Regions from separate parts of the Mus musculus genome. Here region 1 is linked to region 2. Evidence: chromatin contacts called from ENCODE POLR2A ChIA-PET data. All regions are on one chromosome and are shown on one strand. Each heading gives the region's core, a stretch centred on a gene start or an enhancer-like site at or near the end of the contact. The rest is flanking DNA. Distances are from core to core; before and after follow the strand shown. Region 1 holds the start of Elf2 (E74-like factor 2). Region 2 has its middle 26 kb from the start of Gm40044.

Region 1 (5,543 bases), core at 1,305-3,804, 150 kb after region 2:
ACTGGATTATATTCTCAAAATGGAGGAACTATTTTTGATATCATGCCAAAAGGCTGATTTCTTTAAAAATATCACTCCAAGGAGAAATGAAAGCACATCCACACAAAAACTTGCATACAAAAATTACAATAGCCAGGGGTGGAAGCTCAGATCCCTACCAACCGATGAATGGATAAAAATAAGGAAGCCTATCCATAGAGGAGCATTACTCAGCAAAATAATAATAACAGTAATGTGCTGATACATGCCACAACATGCACAAACTTCAAAAACTTTATGCTATGCAAAAGAGGCCATCACAAAAGCCTCCATATTGCACACTTGTACTTACATGAAATACCCAGAACAGGAAAATCCATAAGGGATACAAAGGTCCAGAAAGATGAGAGACAAGTGAGTAATGGCTAACTGGTATGTTCGCTGGGTGGTTAGTGTCTCCGCTGGCAGTACCGAGGACTGAACTCAGAGCCTCCCCCATGCAAAGCAAGCACTGTGCCACTGGGCTACACTGCAGACCCATATGATCTTTTTTTAGGGGTAAAAACATGCTTTAAAATTGAGTTCAGTAATTGTGCAGCTCTGTGACTAAACCTTAAAAACTGAGCTTGTACACTTATAACTGAATGGCATGTGGTTAGTATCTCAATAATGCTGCAACCTCTCCCCATGCCGATCCATTCACCACCACCACCACCACGCCCCCCAAAAAAAGATACACACAACCTGTGAACAGGTAAAATCATCAACCCTGATTTGGTAAACTTACCATTGAAGAAATTTGGGATAAAAAAAAAAAAAAAAAACCCAAAGTTTTCAACTCTGTCGAAACATTTTGCAACTGTTTATGTCTGCGAAGTACAGTGAATAATCCAAGTAAACAAGTATAAAGAGGATAACACTGCCAGGGCGATGGTGCCACACACCTTGAAACCCAGGCACTCCGGAGCCGGGGGGGGGGGGGGGGGGGGGGGGGGGGGGGAAGCTGCATGCTGATCTCTGAGTTCGAGGCCAGCCTGGGTCTACAGTGCAAGTTCCAGAACAACAAAGGCTACACAGAGATTCTACCCTGTCTCGACAGACAAAAAGCAAGCAAACAACCAGCAACAGCAAAGGATAACGTTAAATATTGAGATTTTAAATGTTGAAGACACATCAGACTTCAACTTCTTGTATTTACTGGATGTATCAACTACAGCCACATGCCTTCTATAAATCTTATTCCTAAATCCCTTTAAACATAATTCAACAGTTCCCAGTCTCATACGAAGTCATTCAACACTCTAAAGAAACTGTAACCCACAAATATACAATCTTATCTCAGTAGGGCCCGGATGGACATTGTCCACTAGAGAAAGTGAGCAGTTTGCCTCTCAACTGAGACTTGGAGAAAAAAACAAAAACAAAAGTCTTGAGCTCAGAGGCGCAGTTTTTATTATACTTTCTCACTGTCGGATTAAAGCATAAACCACAGAGTAATGTCATGAACACGAGAAAGATGTTCCAGGGTTACAATGACGCGTCCCCCATCTTATTGATAGAGTACTAAGAACTTAAAGAAAGGGTATACAGCTGAGAACGTGGTTCCCATAAGGACAGTCCACCAAGTTGGTCCGTGGGTTATTTTTCCGTCCTTTGCTGACAGAGTAAAAATGTCCCACTAAAGTCTTGAGTGGGTCCGGCCGCCGCGCGCAGCGCCGCTGAGGCAGAATCGGTACCGAGGCGCGCGGGGCGCCCACGACACTCTCCGCGAGATGCCCTAAGGGCCAGCACCGCCGGCGGAGGACCCCGGAGGAGACTCTGGACCTAGGCGCTTCCAAGAGCCCCAGGGTTTTTTTGTTGTTTTGTTGCAAACACAGATAGTGATCGCAGCCTGGCTCCCCGGGGAACCAGGAGAAGGCGGCGACGGAGGGCCGGCGGAGAGTGAGAATAAAAGAACGGCGGAGTACAACCTGTCGTGCCCGCCCCGGCGGCGGGGAGCAGGCCCGACGGCGACGGAAACTGCCGCCCGGGACGCGCTGCCCCGGCAGCCCGGCCGCCGCGCGATGACTGGCGCCGCGAGGTAAACAGCGCGCGCCGCGGTCCCTCGGCGCCACGACCGTTGCCCCGGGCCGCTCCGGTGCGGGCTCCCGCCCTGCCCCCAGCTCCGCCGGTGTCACCGCCCCAGCCTCCGGAAAGCCCCTCCGCCGCCGCCCGAGCAAACAACACAGGCGCGGGGCGGGGGCGCCCGGGAGGAGGCGACACTCGGGACGGCCGGGCTGGCTCGCCGCGCCCTCCCTCTCCCTCCCGCTCGCTCCCGCCGGCCTCCGCCGTCCCCGCGCTCTTACCTGCTCTCCCTCCACGTCGCCGAGTCCCTTGCCCTTCCCTCAGGGCCGCAGACCGGCCGAGACGCCGCAGCCGCCCGCCGTTGGCCCGGCGTCCTGCGGGAAGCCGAGGGGGCCTCCCCTGGCCACCGCGCGAGCCGCTCCGCACCACAGGACGAGACAAAACCGCGCTGCGCCCCCCGCGCGCGCCACCCTACAGATCCCCCCCAACCGCCGAGGCGACGGCGGCGACACAGCCGGGCGCGGGGAAGCTGCGGCCGGCCCCCGCCCTCCGCACCCGCCTCGGCTCCTCCCCCTCGGCCTCCTGCCGCCGCCACCAGGACACTGGAGTCCGCCTCCCCCACCCGGCCGCTCCGCGCGCTCCTCCCTCCCCGCGCGCCGCCGGGGGAGGCGACACCGCCAGTCACCGCAGCGCCTGTCAAACCGGGCCGGCTATTTATACTCCCCACCGCCCTCGGGCCCCCCGCAGCCCGCCTCCTGCGCTCTCGAATCCCGCCCTCTTCTCAGCGCCCAACTTCGCCCGAACCCGCCTGCTCAGGTGGAGACGCTCGCCACTCGTCCCGCTCCGCGTCCCCGGGGCTTCCCCACTCCCCCACGTCGCGCGCTGCACTGCGCTGCGGACGCGGGACCAGCGCGTGGGGACGGCGGGGCCGCGCGTGCACCTGCAGCCCGGCCGGGACGACACGCGCACCTCTTGGGCCACTCTCAGGTCTTTGCTGTCACCCCTCATCACCCCCCTTCCAACTCCGGACTCCCCTCCCAAGACCTCCAGGGACCGCTCTGCACTCGTAGATTAAGCATTAGGGAAGTGAGCGATTGCAAAATAAAACTCTTGTCAGCCCGGGTGTTCAGAGTCCCCGCGCGTCTCCCGGGCTCCGCGGATGGTGGCGGCGCTGGCGGGCAGGAGCGCGCGGCCCGCCCCACCCGGCCACTGACGCACGTGGCGCCCCGCCCCGCCCGTTTCGCGGCCCGGGGCGCCGCCCGCTCCGCCTCCCAGCTCGTCCACCCCGGACCCCGCCCCGTTCCCAGAAATTACCACCGCCCAACGGCCCGGCTGCGCGGCGGTTGGTGCCCGCGGTGGCCGGCGGGCGGGCGGCCCAGCGCGCAGCTGCGGAGCGCGGCGGGCGGCCCCCGTTCGGGGGGGTCCCGGGGAGCCGCGACCGCCCGCCCCAGTCTTTGTCGCTTCTAGTCCCGTCCGCCTCCGAGAAGTAACTCAAGTCCCGAGATCTTCAGAGCCAGGGTGAAGGAGCGCGTGTGTGTGGAGGAAGAGTATCTTGTTCCAAGTGTCCACGAATTGGGGAAAAAAAAGGGGCGAAGCCAGCGGGAGCTGCAGGCTTCTGGTTTGCACACTTTCACACAAAGGGGAGCCTCTGAGCAGGGCACTCTCACGCGCCTTCCAGGGCACAAAAGCCAATGACACGGTGCCCGGGATGTCCTGCGTTTGCAGCGGCTCGCTAATGGTCTTTCTTAGGCGCAGTTATGCATGCTAGGTCTCTTCCCCCAAGCACCACCACCATTCCCCGCCGCCGCGGAATGTATTTGTTTCTTTAACAAAGAGCATCGGTTGTCCCGGTGCGCGCGGGGGCCGATCCTGCTGGGCTCTGACTCCTGCAGGCTCCCTGGGGGAGCCCCAGCACTTGGAACAGCATACACCGGGTTAATTTCTGGACTCCAGCCTGACTGTTGATGTTCTACAACCAGTTTTTACAAGAACGAAATACTGAGCGGTGTGATGGCTGTGGAGATGAACGTGGGAACCGTGGAAATGACCCTAGAATGGGGCTCAAATGTGAAAGGCATGCCAGAGGTTGCTCTGTTGTTTTAAGTCCCTGCCGAACATTAGAATTTAGCCTCAGTTTTAAAAGCTGTTACTGCCTAGTTGGGTGCTTCTTTCTTAAAAAGCAACCAAAAAAAAAAAAAAAAGCCGTTTTCACTCTGAAATGTATTAGAAATTTGCATTAGCCCAATGGCTAATAAACGATCCTCTTAACTTCGGGTTGGCATCACTCTGAACTACAAAAATGAAGTCTTGATAACTTTAAGACCTTAATACGTACATAACAGAGTACTGCACGCACAGCATCCGTTATAGAGGATGGTGTTTATATCCTGTTTATTATAAATGATTACTTACAGAGCCACTGCCCGCTTTGACACTTTCTGAGTAAGAATACTGAGTCTCTCTTGCGTGGCAGGAGTTGCTTTCTTTAGTTAGAGACAAATGTTACAATAGGGAACTTCCTATTCCTATTAGCTACTTTGAGAAGAAATGTTTTGCCACATTTCCCATCCAGGGTAAGATGGAAAGTCCCAGGCGAAGAACTTACTGTTCTCTCGGCTTTTTCACTGTTCTAAGCATGCTTGCACTTTGAAATGTAGGTCTGAGTTAGAGAGACAGCTCAGCAGCTGAACAGTACCTACTGATGTACTGATGCAGAGGACTTGGGTTTGGTTCCCAGCACCCAAATTAGGGCTCACAACCATCATCGGAAACTCCAGTTCCAGGGCATCCAGTGTCCTTTTATTCTGGCCTCTGTGGGTACACCGCATGCCTAGAAACACATGTAGGCAAAATGCTCATACACATAAAATAATAAAACGGATTTAAAAATAAAAGAAAAAGAAAATGTAGAACTGAGAGGTTGGAGAGATGGCTCAGGAGATCAGTGGCTGCTCTTCCAGAGGTCCTGAGTTCAATTCTCAGCAACCACAGCCATTTCTAATGCAATTCAAAGCCCTCTTCTAATGTGTAGACAATGACAGTGTACTCACATACATAAAATAAATCTTAAAAGAAAAATTTAATGTAGATCTGTCATAACATTTCTGCACCCTGTTCATCTTGGATTCTGATAACTGTATTTGCTTCTGGGCAAAACAACATGGACAGAAGTTATGATGTAAAGATCCTGAAGGTCCTGGCCTCAAGAGGTACTGCATGTTTCTGCTTGCCTCTCTAGCACTCCTGCCTTAAACGATTCGAAGAACATGTCTGGAGAGTCAGCTGGTCCAAGAAAGATGACACACGCACACTGGAAACCCGCCAGGAGCCATTCCCAGCTTATAGTTGGGGACCTGGATGTTGTGCAACAGTTTCCTCTGAGATTGAAACTTTGCATTCTTCAGGGAAGCTCCTTAAGTAAGAAGAGAACTCAAAAGAACTCCAGGAAGTCCCTGAAACTGACCATATTCACTAGGCTCCTCCCTGTAAGCAATAAAAGC
Region 2 (5,310 bases), core at 1,084-3,583:
AAAAGCCTGTGTGTGCAGTGGAAATCCTCTGGAGATGTGGAGAGAGGACCCTGGGTTCTACCCCCAACAAGAGGCATGCCTGCTGACGCCTATCCACTTCTGCTCACTACAAGCTGGGAAATTGTCATGCTAAATTTGCCTGCCCCGGGACCAATTTAGTGGCCATGTCTGCATGCTTTAAGTTGAGGTTTTATAAAAAATGGCAAATTGTGCCATGATGACAGACCTATACACAGTGATATTATCATCTTGAAGGTTACACCGAAGCATCTAGACTTTACCCTGTTTCTCCCTCTCCTACTCTTCACTCTCCTTCTTCCTTTGAGACCAGATCTCACGTAGCACAAGCTGCCTTCAAACTCACTACAAAGCCAAGAATGACCTTAAACTCCTCAACCTTTTGCCTCTACCTCCTGAGTACCGGTATGACAGGCGCAAGTGCTGGCCTAGAACTTACTATAGAGACCAGGATGGCCTCTGCCTCCTGAGTGGTGAGATTAAAGGTTTATACCTGGCTAAGAAAAAAAAATTTAAACATAATTCTGCTTAATTTTCTTTAGAGCAGTGGCGCTCACCCTGTGGGTTGCAACACCTTTTGGGGACCGAGTGACCCTTTCACGGGGGTCACCTAAGGCCATCTGCATATCAGATATTTGTATTATAATTCATAGCAAAACTACAGTTATGAAATAGCAAGGAAAAGTAATATTTTAAAGATTTATTTCTTTTATGCATATGAGTGAGTACACTGTGGCTGTCTTCAGACACACCAGAAGAGGGCATCGGATCCCATTACAGATGGTTGTGAGCCACCATGTGGTTGCTGGGAATTGAACTCAGGACCTCTGGAAGAGCAGTCAGGGCTCTTAACCGCTGAGCCAACTCTCTAGCCCTGGAAAAGTAATTTTATGATTGGGGGTCACCACACCGTGAGGAACCGTACTAAAGGGTTCCTTAGTACAGTTGCTCTGGCATTAGGAAAGTTGAGAACCACTGATTTGTAGGATCCTGAATTCAGGGAAAACCTGAGCTACACAGTGAGTTCCACCGCAAACTGGACGACACAGGAAGACCCTATTTTAAAATGGAAGACAGTCCTGCCTGGTTATAGGAGCAGGGTGAAGACAGAAGCAAAAGTGTCAGGACAAGTCCAGCTCAGCTATAGAGGGAGTCCCCAGCCTGGGCTTCATAGAGAGACAAGAGAAAAAGAGACAGACGGGCAGACAGACAGACAGACAGACAGACAGACAGACAGACAGACAGACAGAGAAGGGGAGGGATAGAAAGGGGAAGGAAAATAGAGGGAAGGAAAGGAGAAGAGAGGAGAAGAGAGGAGAGGAGGGGAGAGGAGGGGAGGGGAGGGGAGGGGAGGGGAGGGGAGAGGAGGGGAGGGGAGGGGAGGGGAGGGGAGGGGAGGGGAGGGGAAAGGAGAGGAAAGCAGGGCCCACAAACCCACCCACAGAACAACCAAAAGAAGGTACTTTTTAGCTGAGGCTCCTTCTTCCCAGGCAACCCTAGCTTGTATGGAGCTGGCAAAAACTAATCTCGCCCTAGTGTCCCTAGGAAATAGTAATTTAGAGCTGAGAAGTCACCAAGACTCTTTGGCCCGCCTAAAAGTCCACTCACGGCTTGCTGTTAGGGTCTCGCAAAGGAGGGGGAAAGGCTGGGCATGTTGTCTCAGGCCTTTAATCCCAGCACTTGGGAGGCAGAGGCAAGCGGATTTCTGAGTTCGAGGCCAGCCTGATCTACAGAGTGAGTTCCAGGACAGCCAGGGCTATACAGAGAAACCCTGTCTCAAAAAGAAAGAAAGAAAGAAAGAAAGAAAGAAAGAAAGAAAGAAAGAAAGAAAGAAAGAAAGAAAGAAAGAAAGAAAGAAAGAAAGAAAGAGAACAAAAAACAAACAAACAATAAATAAATAAAAAGAGACAGATAGAGAAAGCCTCACGTTTGAATGTCATATGAAACCCATTATTTCATGTATTAGAGTTTTTAAAATTAATAAAAAGATTCTTTACTTTTTTAATAATAAAACAGTGCTTCTCAAATATTTTAGAAAAGATAAATAATATCTCAATGTTACAGCACCAGTGTTGAACTCTGACACATAAACTTACCAAACTCTACTCTTGTACACACAGAAGTGGCGACAGCTGGGAAGAAACCCCTGCACAGAGGTCTTTACCTTCCAGCAGTCTCCACTGCTGGTTTCCCTGGCCAGGATGGGCCTCCTCTCAAGACTGGAGGGACATTTCACCTCATTTCACACTTGGAGACACAGAGAAAGATCCTTGTTCCAAGTTAGATCCATAAAAGCTGGGTCCCAGGGGGGAGCGTGCGGCAAGAGCAGGCTTGAAGACTTGAGGCCAGAGGCTCCTGGCTCGGTCCTCCGGATGAGATCATTGTAATCATTGTACTTCAGCTTTCCGGGGGTTGAGTCAACAACTCCCCCACACAGGTGAGGGGTAACAGGAAGCATTAGTATCCAGTCTGCTTCACTGATCGCTAGGACAGAAACTGAAAACCAGGCAGGGTGTCTCACATCTGTAACTCCAGTACCCAGGATGCTGAGGGAAGGGAATCCCTATACATTTAGGAGTAGCCTGAGCTACATAGGAAGACCCTGTATCAAAAGGAGAGAGAGAGAGAGAGAGAGAGAGAGAGAGAGAGAGAGAGAGAGAGAGAGAGAGAGAGAGAATCCAGTTGCATGCGGCTAGAGATGGCTCAGTGGTTAAGAGCACTTGCCTCTCTTGCAGAAGACACCCAGGTTTGATTCCCAGCACCCACCTTTTAGCAGCTAACAACTGTCTGTAACTCCAGCTTGAGGGGATCTGAGACCCTCTCCTGGCCTCCTCAGGCACTAGGCACACACGTGGTACACAAACGTGCACGTAGGCCAAACATTCGCACATATAAAATAAAAGTTCCCTGTAATTTAAAAAGTAATTCTTTTTCCATATAAAATAAATTCTGGGGATGGGGGTGGCTGGTGAGCTAGCTCAGCAGTACAGATCTTTCAGAGGACTCAGGGTCAGTTCCCCACACCTGTGTCAGGTGGTCCACAGCTGTCTAAAACACGAATGCACAGTCAGTCCACTTAGCATCTGGCTACAAGGGATCCAACACCTTCTAGACTCTCCAGGCACCTGCCCTTGTGTACACACACACACACACACACACACACACACATTAAAAATAAAGAAATAAATTCAGGAATTAGCACACCCAATCAGGATAGTGTTTCCACAAAGTCATCGGGACCCAGAACTCTTTGAGCTCAGTCTTTCTACTCTTCATCCTCGAGGCCCACGGCAGGTGATGAGCCTAGCTATTGCCTTTGTATTCACCTCAGAAGACATTGGAGAAAGGGACACTTCCAGAGAGCTGCCTATGCGTCTATTTATGTCTCACTGGCCAAAACTTACTCACATGTCTACCCCTCAAAGAAAGTAAGAATGTCTTCTATTATTTGGGTGACTCATCTAGCCAATGAGCAGGAAGAGAGTGAAATGTGGGGTGCGCCAGACTCTCCCAGCCATAGAGCATCACGCCAAAATGTGGAAACAGCAAAGCAAACCCCTGGGAAGCCAGCCGCCCAGCCTGTGTGAGTCACACAACTCGGTGACTCACTCCCGCCCCCAGAGCTTGTCAGTGCAGCTGAGTTTCTCAGCATCGTGAAACTTAAGAGATTGCTAAAATAGTCACCGCTCTGGATGGTGTGCTCCTGGATGCAAAGCATCTACTTAGCATTTAGCATGTTTCCTAAGTGTCCAAATTACATGTTTCACACAAAAATTACCGTCTCTGTCAAGCACTAAAGGTAAATGCTCTTTAACATCAACAGTTACTTCAGAGAGATTATTTCCGGCTCGGAGAAGAGCAGAACACTCCTCTGTATTGGGTTAGGCCTAAAGTTGCTTGTAGTCTAATGTTAATTGGGTCCCCCAAAACTGTTAGCACGAGAAAGTCCGCACTGAGGGACCCTCCCCCAGTTGATTCTGATTGGTTAAGATAGATGCCAGCAGCCAATAGCTGGGGAGAAGAGACATAGGCAGCAGTTTAGGTTTCCCAGGCTTGGGACCACGAGGAACTGGAGGAGGGGGACAAGAGCTGCCATCTCTCGGAAGAATGTTCAGGAGAGAGAGATAATATCCGCCATGAAGTAGAGAAGCAAGCAGAGGCCTGAGCTCTGGGCCAAGAGACCGTGGGCTGACCAATTGGAGTTAAGAGCAGCCAAGATGGAACACAGAAATTTGTAAGTAGCAACCCGAAGGAGGTAGATTCTAACAGCATAGAGGGTAGGCAGTTGCCCAGCTCTTGTGCTGCATAAGGCATATTTTAAAAATATAAGGCGGAGAGATGGCTCAGCGGTTAAGAGCACTGATTGCTCTTCTGAAGGTCCCGAGTTCAAATCGCAGCAACCACATGGTGGCTCACAGCCATCTGTAATGGGATCTGACGCCCTCTTCTGGTGTGTCTGAAGACAGCTAGAATGTACTTACATATAATAATAAATAAATCTTTGGGCCGGAGCGAGCGGAGCCAGAGCGAGCAAAGGTCCTGAGTTCGATTCCCATCAACCACGTGATGGCCCACAACCATCTGTACAGCTAAAGTGTACTCATATACATAAAGTAAATAAGTAAATCTTAATACACACACATATAGCTGTGTGTATCTTTCATTCGGGGACATAAATGGTCAAAGGCAGGAAGGAACCCCAAGCTGGGATTTATTAAGATTCCCACTACACTCTTCTTCACGGTCTTTCATTCTTTCCTGTGGATAAGATTCCTTCTCTGTGTACACAGCGGTTCTATAGTCAGAGAAACACCATGACTACCTTTCTAACTGCATCCCTGACCCACTAGTTAAGGGGTCACTCAGTCACAACCCACAGTAACTGAGGAGAGGGGTAATTAGGAAATCTGACTGCTGTCTGTCTGTCTGTCTATCTGTCTATCTGTCTGTCATCTCTCTTCAGTTACCAGGACAAGGCTTTATTCTGAGGTCTGGGCTGGCCTTACCTTCCAGCAACCCTCATGCCTGCTTTGGATTCACAGGGGCTGTGGTTACAGGTACACATGAAAACGCTCAGCTTGGAAATAGGTTTCTCCTGACCCCGGGGAAGAGGGGGCTGGGATTTCATTTTGTTGTTGTTGTAATTGTTATTGTGTGGGAGCTGTACTTATTGTTCTGAGACAGGATTTCATGTAGTTTATGCTGGCCTGAACCTCACAGTGGCTCTCCTTCCGCAGCTCCCAGGGGGGCTGGAAATGCCCGCTAGTGCCATGACACCCAGCTTTTGAAATA

Evidence for each region. ChIA-PET counts read pairs that join two places held with the same protein, here RNA polymerase II (POLR2A).
Region 1: POLR2A ChIA-PET joins it to region 2 with 13 read pairs in Patski. The contact joins the promoter of Elf2 here to the enhancer-like site in region 2. POLR2A ChIA-PET finds 5 or more read pairs at or near these places in 2 of 5 experiments (Patski and embryonic stem cell).

Annotation. Positions count from the first base shown.
Region 1 is chr3:51,338,090-51,343,632 of GRCm38, forward strand. It overlaps Elf2 (E74-like factor 2), which reads right to left and starts at 2,555. Exons shown (of 10, transcript NM_023502.2): 1 at 2,325-2,555.
Region 2 is chr3:51,191,923-51,197,232 of GRCm38, forward strand. No RefSeq gene overlaps it. Among named protein-coding and RNA genes, the nearest start is that of Gm40044, 26 kb to the right of the region's middle. Within about 2 kb of position 2,334, at least 1 of the 3 ENCODE cell types and tissues checked has a DNase peak (open chromatin) inside an H3K27ac peak, as active enhancers do.